3 separate regions of the Homo sapiens genome follow, and regions 2 and 3 are each linked to region 1. The links are chromatin contacts, found by Hi-C or POLR2A ChIA-PET in ENCODE. All regions are on one chromosome and are shown on one strand. The core of a region is the stretch at or near the end of the contact, and the rest is flanking DNA. Distances in the headings are between cores, read along the strand shown. Region 1 holds the start of UBXN11 (UBX domain protein 11). Region 2 holds the start of RPS6KA1 (ribosomal protein S6 kinase A1). Region 3 has its middle 28 kb from the start of HMGN2.

What was found. Hi-C counts contacts between places; a loop is a spot of excess contacts on that map. ChIA-PET counts read pairs that join two places held with the same protein, here RNA polymerase II (POLR2A). Pooled maps may share reads with other maps.
Region 2: a pooled map shows a loop between it and region 1 (4-fold over the local background). The contact joins the promoter of RPS6KA1 here to the promoter of UBXN11 in region 1. A Hi-C loop is called at or near these places in 2 of 50 pooled maps. POLR2A ChIA-PET finds 5 or more read pairs at or near these places in 2 of 52 experiments (OCI-LY7 and activated naive CD8-positive, alpha-beta T cell).
Region 3: a loop to region 1 is called in a pooled map, with 6 times the contacts of the local background. The contact joins the enhancer-like site here to the promoter of UBXN11 in region 1. A Hi-C loop is called at or near these places in 1 of 37 single-sample maps with no recorded cell type and 7 of 50 pooled maps. POLR2A ChIA-PET finds 5 or more read pairs at or near these places in 4 of 52 experiments (HEK293, activated CD4-positive, alpha-beta T cell, activated CD8-positive, alpha-beta memory T cell and 1 more).

Annotation. Positions count from the first base shown.
Region 1 is chr1:26,305,265-26,308,217 of GRCh38, reverse strand. It overlaps UBXN11 (UBX domain protein 11), which reads left to right and starts at 1,582. Exons shown (of 15, transcript NM_001389556.1): 1 at 1,582-1,626. RefSeq lists enhancers at 1,252-1,341, 1,742-1,791.
Region 2 is chr1:26,528,345-26,531,297 of GRCh38, reverse strand. It overlaps RPS6KA1 (ribosomal protein S6 kinase A1), which reads right to left and starts at 1,537. Exons shown (of 22, transcript NM_002953.4): 1 at 1,315-1,537. The coding sequence starts at 1,377. LOC124903884 (a long non-coding RNA gene) reads left to right here. Exons shown (of 2, transcript XR_007065558.1): 1 at 1-100; 2 at 737-2,178. RefSeq lists enhancers at 1-20, 21-931 and a silencer at 1,173-1,652.
Region 3 is chr1:26,499,167-26,502,119 of GRCh38, reverse strand. No RefSeq gene overlaps it. Among named protein-coding and RNA genes, the nearest start is that of HMGN2, 28 kb to the right of the region's middle. RefSeq lists enhancers at 617-676, 90-747, 707-776 and silencers at 957-1,446, 1,657-1,836. Within about 2 kb of position 1,504, at least 38 of the 41 ENCODE cell types and tissues checked have a DNase peak (open chromatin) inside an H3K27ac peak, as active enhancers do.

The DNA of each region.
Region 1 (2,953 bases), core at 333-2,832:
TCAGCTCACCGCAACCTCCGCCTCCCAGGTTCAAGCGATTCTCCTGCCTCAGCCTTCCTGAGTAGCTGGGATTACAGGCATGCGCCATCATGCCCGGCTGATTTTGTATTTTTAGTAGAGACGGGGTTTCTCCATGTTGGTCAGGCTGGTCTCGAACTCCCGACTTCAGATGATCCGCCTGCCTCAGCCTCCCAAAATGCTGGGATTACAGGCGTGAACCACCACGCCCGGCCCTCATCTGTAAATTTCATGTTACCATCTGGTACTTGGCACTCAGTAGTAGTAGCTCTCTTTAGCTTCCAATTTGCATATAAAGAATGCTGTCCACTTTGGGAGGCAGAGATGGGCGGATGGCTTGAGCTCAGGAGTTTGAGACCAGGCTGGGCAACATGGCAAGACCCCGTCTCTACAAGAAAATACAAAAACTAGCTGGGCGTTGTTGTGCACACCTGTAGTCCCAGCTACACTGGTGGCTGTGATGGGAGGATAGCTTGAGCCTGGGAGGCGGATGTTGCAGTGAGCAGAGCCTACCCTTCCCTGAATGTGGTAGGCTAGAAAGTCAAACGGAAAATTAAAAAAAAAAAAAAAAAAAAGCAACAGAAAAACACTCTTGGGTTGTGCAGAGAAAGGGCTTTTGAACCTGGGCACAAAGAAGTGAGTGCCTGAGATCAGAAATCATAAACTCCCAGACCATCACAGCTGAAAGGGTGAAGAGATGATGATGATGATTAACAGCAGGAAACGTTTTTGAAAAAGTGCTCTCTACAGGTGTTTCTGTTTCGGCTTTCCCCTTTAAAATCGTGTACTTTGCATTACCTTATTTAATCCTCACGGCAACCCAGTGGGGGTAGGTATTATCACTGTTTTACAGATATAAAAACTAAGGTGTATAAAGTGCCCAAGAACACACAGTAAGGAGCCAGGACTCCTAATTCCAAAGTTCGTGGTCTTAACTGCCTTTAGCTGTTTTGGTGACTGAGTCTAATCCAACACAATTTTACAGATGAGGCTCTGGGAGGGGAAATTGTCTTACCCAACTCTTAACACAAGGGAACTAGAATTTGGGCCGCCCTTCCGGGCGCCAATCTGGTCAAGGATTTGTCACAGAAACTCAGATTTAGGAAACATTTATTAAGTACTTGCATCATTGCAATCCATCCTCAAAGCAGCCTCCGTGAAGTATTACAGTACTTCGTGTTACAATACTGATCATATGGGGAAATAAGCTAAGAGGGATAATTCCTCCCAAGATCAATTTAGCAAAATAGCGGCACTGTCGGGATCACACATTCAGGTCCTGAATGTGAGGCTGCCAGCAGTTTCATTAACCTAATCCCAGGCTCCTTCCTCCCGCACCTGAGGGTAGGAACGAACCACCCCCCCCCCCCACCCCGCCCCGGACCTGGAGCCCTCTCAGAGCGGTGCATTCTGGGATTCGCCCGCGAAGAATACCGACTCTGTGGGCCAATAGAATCCGAGCACAGGCGACTGTATCCACCTTCGCTGTCTGCAGGTTGCTCAGGCCTCCCTCAAACTAGCCAATGAGAAGTGCACGGGTCCTGGTCGCCTAGGAAACCGCGTGACAACAAGATGGCGGCGCTGCGGGACGGCTAGCGGCCCTGCGTGGTGAGTCTGGCTTAAGACCTTTCTGCCCCTGGAGTCCCCACGCAGGCTGGAGCCCGAGCCCCGAGGGCCTGCGAGCTCCGCGGCTCCCACAGGAGAGGTTCAAGACCCTGCTTACCATGACTACGCGTGGAGGCGGAAGGAGGCGACACGGCCTCCAGGGCTGGGTTAGATCGTGATAGACGTCGCTCCCTGAGCGCGTCCTGGGGGCATTAGGGAGTCCTGGCAGCGGGCCGGACCGTGTCCCCGCCAGAGCTCTGGGCTCTGGGGATGACGGAGAGGCCGAGGAGGTGTGAAGAAGAATGTTGTGAGTCAAGCACAGCACTGAGTTTGGTTCCAAAGATGTAGAGGCATGGTGCAGAGATTTGCTCTCAGAGCCAGGTCTGAAGTGGGTGACAACTCTGCCTTAAGGACCTTTTGGCCTGAGGGGTAGTCACAGTCCTGCCCTTGGAAGCCCCAAAGTGAAGGAGTTAGGCGACTGTCCTCAGGGCTCCCTAATCTGAAGGAGAAAGAGATATGCCCCTGCCCTCAGGAGTCCCCCCAAACGGACAGGGAAATGCAGCCTTTGCCTTCAGGGGCCCTTGTAATCTGGGAGAAGATTAACCTGGAGACAATGTGTCGGACTGGACTGGAGTGACACTGGAAGTAGGGAAGTCAGTTGGGAGCCATGTGACAGCCCCCAGAATGGGCAGTGAGAGTCCCACTAGGACGGCCGACGGTGGCCATGGAAAGGGGCAGCTATATGTGAGAGAGTTTAGCCTGCAGGGTTTGATGTAAGAGGCAAGATGGCGTAAGAGGGAAGGAAGGAGAGAAAAAATGTGGTTGGGTGATGGGGTCCCATTAAGAAGGGGGAAGTGGGAGGAAGTGAGTTTGACGAAAATGTTGGATTTGGTTTAGGAGTTTTGTTTTTTTTTCCCATGACAGCTTTATTGAGATATAATTCACGTATTACATACTTCACTCCTTTAAAGTGTAAATTTCAATTTTTAGTATATTTTAGTATATATTCCATTTATATGAAATGTGCAGTGTGGGCAAGTCTATAGAACAGAAAGTAGATTTGTGGTTGCCTAAGGCTGCCTTGGAAAAGGGGTGGGGGCTGGAGGGTAAATTGGGGGTGACTGCCAAAGGGTACAGGGTTTGTTTAGGCTGACGAAAATGTTCTAAAATTGTGATGGTAGTACAGCTCTGTGAATATACTAAAAAGAAAATTACACTGTAAGAAGGTGAAATATGTGAATTATATCTCAAAGCTGTTTTATGAAAAAGGTTGCATACTGTATAATTCCATTTGTGTAACTTTTTTGAAGTAAGAAAATTATAGAGATGG
Region 2 (2,953 bases), core at 288-2,787, 220 kb before region 1:
GAGGGTGAGTCAGCGAGAGAACCTCTGAGCAGCCTAGCAGTGCCTGTAAAATCCCCATGGCAGGAATCCCAGAGCAATTTACTCCAAATTGCTCCTTCAGGTTGGTTACCTAATCCTGCCGCGCCCACCCTCCAATAGCCAGTGTCGGCCATCCCTTTAAAGGGGCAGCACACCCTGGGGGCTGGGGACCCTGGGTGCTCACCCTGATCTAAGCCTGTGGTCCTGAGAGGCAGGACACTTGGTGGCTGCCCTAGGTAAGAGAGGGCAGAGGAGGGGACTGAGACAGGGGCTCCAGGCCCAAGCTGGGAGAAAGTCATCTCAGCTCCTGGGCTCAAATGAGGTCTCCATTCCCTCCCTGCATACCCCCAACAACCACCTGGGAAGGAGAATATCACCTGCTTCCTTCCCAGCAAGAGGTTAAGGAGGAAGTTTTCCACCAGCTCATTCAGGGGCTTGACCTTGACCCTGGGGTCAAAAGGCACAGGAAGAGGTGGCCTTCTGCACGCTTAGGGACTGGAGCCACAGAGCCCTCAAGGGAGGTCAGGAGCTGCTTCTGAGAGAGAAGGAGCTGGGTTGTCTGGGGAGTCTGGGCTGGCAGAAGCCAAACTCCCCAAGGGCCCAGCCCTTCCTACCGGAAGGGGCATAAGAAGGGAGGCAGGCACCAAGGTCCCCCCACGCCCTGCCAGGAATCATCTTCACAAGGTCTAAGGGCTCTTCCCCACTCTCGTCTCCACAGCCTGGGGTAGGGCACACAGGTGTCCTCTGGCCCTAGCCTCAGGGCAAAGAAAACCAGGAGTTCCAGCCCCAGACGGGTGGTGCCATCCCACACTCCGCATCCGCCAGGGGTCAAGAGGAGCAATCCTTCTAGGCTCAGCAGCGGTGAAGCCAGAAGCAGGGAGCTCTTGGCGGAGGGCCCTGGGAGAAGTGGGGGTCCCATAACCCCTGTCTCTGGTAGAATCCCAGACATCTGGCACTGAAGATCTCCCCGTCTGCATTAATGGAGGAAGCTCCGACAGCTCTGGACAGATGCCGGGACGGGTCCTAGGTGTGGGGTGAAGGCGACCAGATCTCAGCGCCCCATAGGATCCCCTCTCCTGGCTATGGCGGGGAGGTAGTCGGCGCTTGGCGGAACTGTCCCTCGCACACGCACACCCGGGCATAGGGGGGTGGAGCCGGACAGTGGGCAAGAGATCGGAGGGCACTCGCGCCCTCGCGGGCGCCCGCCGGACTGCAGCGGCGCTTCGGGCCGCCCCGCCCCTGTGAGGATCCGGGCTCGCCGGCCGCGGGCGCCCGTCCCCCGCCCCGCTCACTCACCTCCGGGTCCAGAGGCACTAGCTCCATGAGCGGCCAGGGCTCCTTGAGCTGGGCGAGCGGCATCTCGCCGCCGCCAGGTCACCCGCGCTCCTCCGGCGGCCCCGGCTGCGCCGCCTCCCGGGTCCTGGGGTCCCTGGCTCTGCGACCCGAACCGCCGCGCCCCCCCGAGCCCCTCGCGCTCCGGCTGGGCCGTCCGCCGCCGCCGCCGCGGCACTAGCACTTCGGCTCCCTCCGTCACCCGGCGCCGCCGCGCCCATTGGCTACCTGCGCGGGGGCGGAGCCGGAGAAGCCCCGCCCCAGCCCCCGCGGCGCGGCATTCCCAGCGCGGACCCCCGCCCCCGCCGCGCCCCGAGGGCCGGCCCCGCCCCTGCCGCGAGCCCCCGGCCCGCGCTCGGCTCCGCCGGAGAGGCCCTGCTGGCTCCTTCCCTTCCAGTGGTGTACCCCTGGACACACCACACCAGGGCCACCGTTCTCCCCCGCTCAGCTCTTTTGGAATCCCAGCCCAGATGTTCCTTCTCCTTCCAACGGGAGAGAAGCACCTTATCCCCGACCCCAGCACACACATTCACACTGGGTTCCTGGGCCTGATCTAGGCTGAGGCTTGGAAGGAGCCTGAGACCCACTCCCCTTAGGCCCTCAACTCACCAGGCCCTAGAGATCCCCTATCCTCTAATTTCTACCCCGCCCTGAAGCTAACACTGTGATCTCCGGGCGATCTCAGTGCCCCAGGCCAAGATGGGCATCAGCAGTTGTTACCACCATCAGGACCCATAGTGCCACCACAGAGTGATTGATTGATCGATTGATTTTACATAATGTATATAAATATTACATATATAAATAAATATGTATAAATAAATATTATATATATGCACATATATGTATGTATGTGTGTATATAGTGAGAGAGAGAGAGACACGAAGTTTCGCTTTGTTACCTAGGCTGGTCTCTGACTCCCCGGCTCAAGTGATCCTCCTGCCTCGGCCTCCCAAAGTGCTGGGATTACAGGCATGAGCCACCGCGCCCGGCCAAGAGTGATTTCTTAATATGCGTTTTTGCAATCTGTGCTCTGCCCTATCACTTGAAGGGGGTCCTTTCAGGTCAGGTCTCCCTGGAGTCACCTGCAGCCCCAGCTCTGGACTAGTTTGGGTTTGCGACTCTCTGAGGAGGGACCAGGCTCCCAGGATGAACCGAGGCTTGGTGGGACTTGGAGTGAAAGGCCAGGGAGACTGGTTGCCCCAGAGAGATTCAGCCTCCACCTAAAGAGCCTTAGGGGTCCGGGTGTGCTGAGATGTATTCACATGTGAGGAGTGAGCTTGCTGGAGGGACAAGCTTGCTGGTTTCGCAGGAAGACTGGTCAGTTATTTGCAAAGCTGTTCTAAGGCAGGGGAATGGGAAGGAATGTTTATCAAAAGCTTCCTGCGAGCCATGTGATTTCCTTGAATGATTACCACCACCTAGTTTACAAATCCTGAAACAAGCTCGGAAAGATGAAGTGACTTACCCAAGGTCACACAAGAGGTTGAGAACAGACTAGGGCTTAAAAAAATCAAAGTGTCACACCTGTAATCCCAGCACTGGGAGGCCGAGGCGGGCGGATCACGAGGTCAGGAGATTGAAACCATCCTGGCTAACATGA
Region 3 (2,953 bases), core at 255-2,754, 190 kb before region 1:
GCTGGAGTGCAGTGGCACGATCTTGATCTTGGTGGCTCACTGTAACCTCTGCCTCCCAGGTTCAAGCGAGTCTCCTGCCTCAGCCTCCCCAGCAGTTAGGATTACAGGCGCGCGTTTCCACGCCTGGCTAATTTGTTGTATTTTTGGCAGAGACGGGGTCTTGCTATGTTGCCCAGGCTGGTCTCGAACCCCTGGCCTCAAGCAATCCGCCCACCTCGGCCTCCCAAAGTGCTGGGATTACAGTTGTGCCTGGCCACTTTTACATAAAAAAAACTTTTCTGAGGGAAAAACAGGCAGGAAGAATTTCCAGGTATTTCCAGGCCGAATGGCAAAACAAGATATGACAGAAAAAAAAAGGGCCCCAAGGACTCTGCACCTCGGTCCTATCCCTGTGCAGTTTGAGCTCTTCAGCCCTCAAAGTGCCCTTCTGGCCACCACCTGGTCCTCTTTTGCAAAGACTGCACGAGAAAGGAGCCAGCCGAGGTGCCCTCAGGTCCAAGCCCTTGTGACCTGGAGCTCTTTCTCCATGTGGCTTGAGGTCCCAAGGTTTCCCCAATGCCAAATCCTTTTGAAACTGAATATGAAGGAGGGGCTCTGAGGGACCCCCATCGCTTTGCCAGGTTTTCAGAGCGCGGCCCACCCTGCAGTTGTGGAGAGAGGGAGTCGTCGCGGAGTTCCCAAACCGCTGAAGGGCAGACCTGGACCGTTCCTGGAATGTGGGAAATGAGTGCGACGGCATACTGGGGCTGCATCAGCCCGTCTCTAGAAAAACCATCGCCTCCAGATCTGGCCCCCAGATTGAGTCCCAGGATTTCCGGGCTGGTTCCAAGAACCTGATCCGGAAAATGGGCGCGGTTCCTGTCTCCTCCCCCTTCCCCTCGGGCCGGTTGGGCACAGTACTTAGGACCCAAATCTGGACCTAATGCCAAGGCCGCCCATCCAGCGCCCAGACTCAGCTGGCCTTGCGCTCCCTGAAGCCACTCGCGGGTACTGGGGACGCCCCTCCCCGTCCCGCGGCCCCTACCCCCACTTCCGCGTAGTCCCGGCTCCCGTCACCCCGCGCGCGCCCCGCGGGAACCCGAGCCCGCCGACCCCGCCCTTCCAGGCCCCGCCCCCGGTGACGCCCCGCCCCGGCACGTGCGCGCGCGTGGTCTGCCAGCTTCTCTGGCCCTGCAAGGCGACCCCTAAGCGCAATGTCCGGGACCCGCGGTCAGAGGGCCGGAGTGAGGGTGGCAGCGCTCAGGGAAGGAGGCGGAGGCAGAGGCCTCTTTCTTCCCCCGAGGTGGAGAGGGCCCCGGGTCGGAGGAGCGAGGGCCGCACCGCTGGAGCCCACTCCCGCCTCCTTCCCCACGGGCCGGCGCACTTGGGAGCTGGACAGGACGCTCTTCCTGGGCTCGGAGCAGGCGCGGGCCCGGGTTGAGCCGAGCCTGAGCAGGGGCAGGCTCTAGCTGGCGGCTGGCCAGATGCCCTCCAGGTGCGCAGCGCGTGACCTGCGGCAGGGCGGGGCGGCCCCACGAGAGTTCTTCGAGGGTGGCGGGCGAGTCACGTGAGCAGGGGTTGGGGTCCGCCGGATAATGGGGGATGCGGGAGCCCGCTGGAGGAGTGGAGGGGCGCCTTGGGGAACGGCGGTTAAGCCCCAGCGACGCTCCTGGCCTGGATGTCGGGCCGTATCCTTGTCGAGGCTGGGGAGCTGGGCCGAGGAGCCCCATCCCGCGGGCGCCGCCTCCCAGGTGGGGCGCGGAGCTCGGCTCTGCGCCGCCACCGTGTGGCCGAAGGGGGCAGCGCCTGCTTGGTGCCAGGAGGCTCCTCGGGGCTGACGGCGGGGACTCGCACGAGGCACCGAGGAGCCTCTGGCGATCGGCTTTCGATACCCTGCCCCCTTCCGAGCTAGGGTCCAGGAGTGGGGTTGAGGTTGCCATGGCGACGGGTGCGCGGGCTGGTATCTTCCTCTGGCTGCTGTGGGGCCGGGGCGTGGACACCCAGCATCTGCCCTCACCCTGCTCACTGAATCACCTTGGTGTGGACGAGGATTATCCTTCCCAAAAGCAGCCAGGCCTCCCAACAACCAACCAGCTTTTTTTGTTTTGTTATTTTTTTAAAAAAAAATAGAGATAGGGTCTCGCTCTGTTGGCCAGGCTGTCCTCCCAAAGTGCTGGGGTTACAGGCATAAGCCCCCGCGCGCAGCCCCAGCTTTCTTTTTTTTCTTTTTGCTGGAGTTAAGCAGTATGATCTCGGCTCGCTGCAACTTCCGCCTCCAAGGTTCAAGCCGTTCTCCTGCCTCAGCCTCCCAAGTAGCTGGGACTACAGGCACGAGACACCACGCCTGGCTAATTTTTGTATTTTTAGTAGAGACGGGGTTTTGCCAAGGCGAGGCCAAGGCAGGTGGATCACGAGGTCAGGAGTTCAAGACCAGCCTGGCCAACATGGTGAAACCCCATCTCTACTAAAAATACAACAATTAGCCAGGCGTGGTGGTGCGCACCTGTAGTCTCAGTTACTCGGGAGGCTGAGGCAGGAGAATTGCTTGAATCCGGGAGGCAGAGGTTGCAGTGAGTCCATATCATGCCACTGCACTCCAGTCTGGGCGACAGAGCAAGACTGTCTCAAAAAAAAAAAAAAAAAAATACCTAGGGCCCCCAGCTGTAGTCATGTCCCATTCTGGAAAACACTACCATAGGGAATTACTGGAAGTACCCTGGGGAGGTAGGATGAAGCCACTGTTGGTTGAGCAAGGTTGTCTGTGTATCAAGTAAGGAGGCTTGCTGCTTTTCATAATTCTTTCTGAGCCCCAGATCTATCAGCATATCTGATCTTAACCTTCCCTGCTGGCAACACTTCGGTGACTCCCAGTTCTCTTCCAGACAAAGAGCAAATGTCTTAACATGGCCCGCAAGGCCCTTTGGGATCTTGAGATAGGTCCACCATGGCTCCACTGGGCTGGTGAATGAGGGAA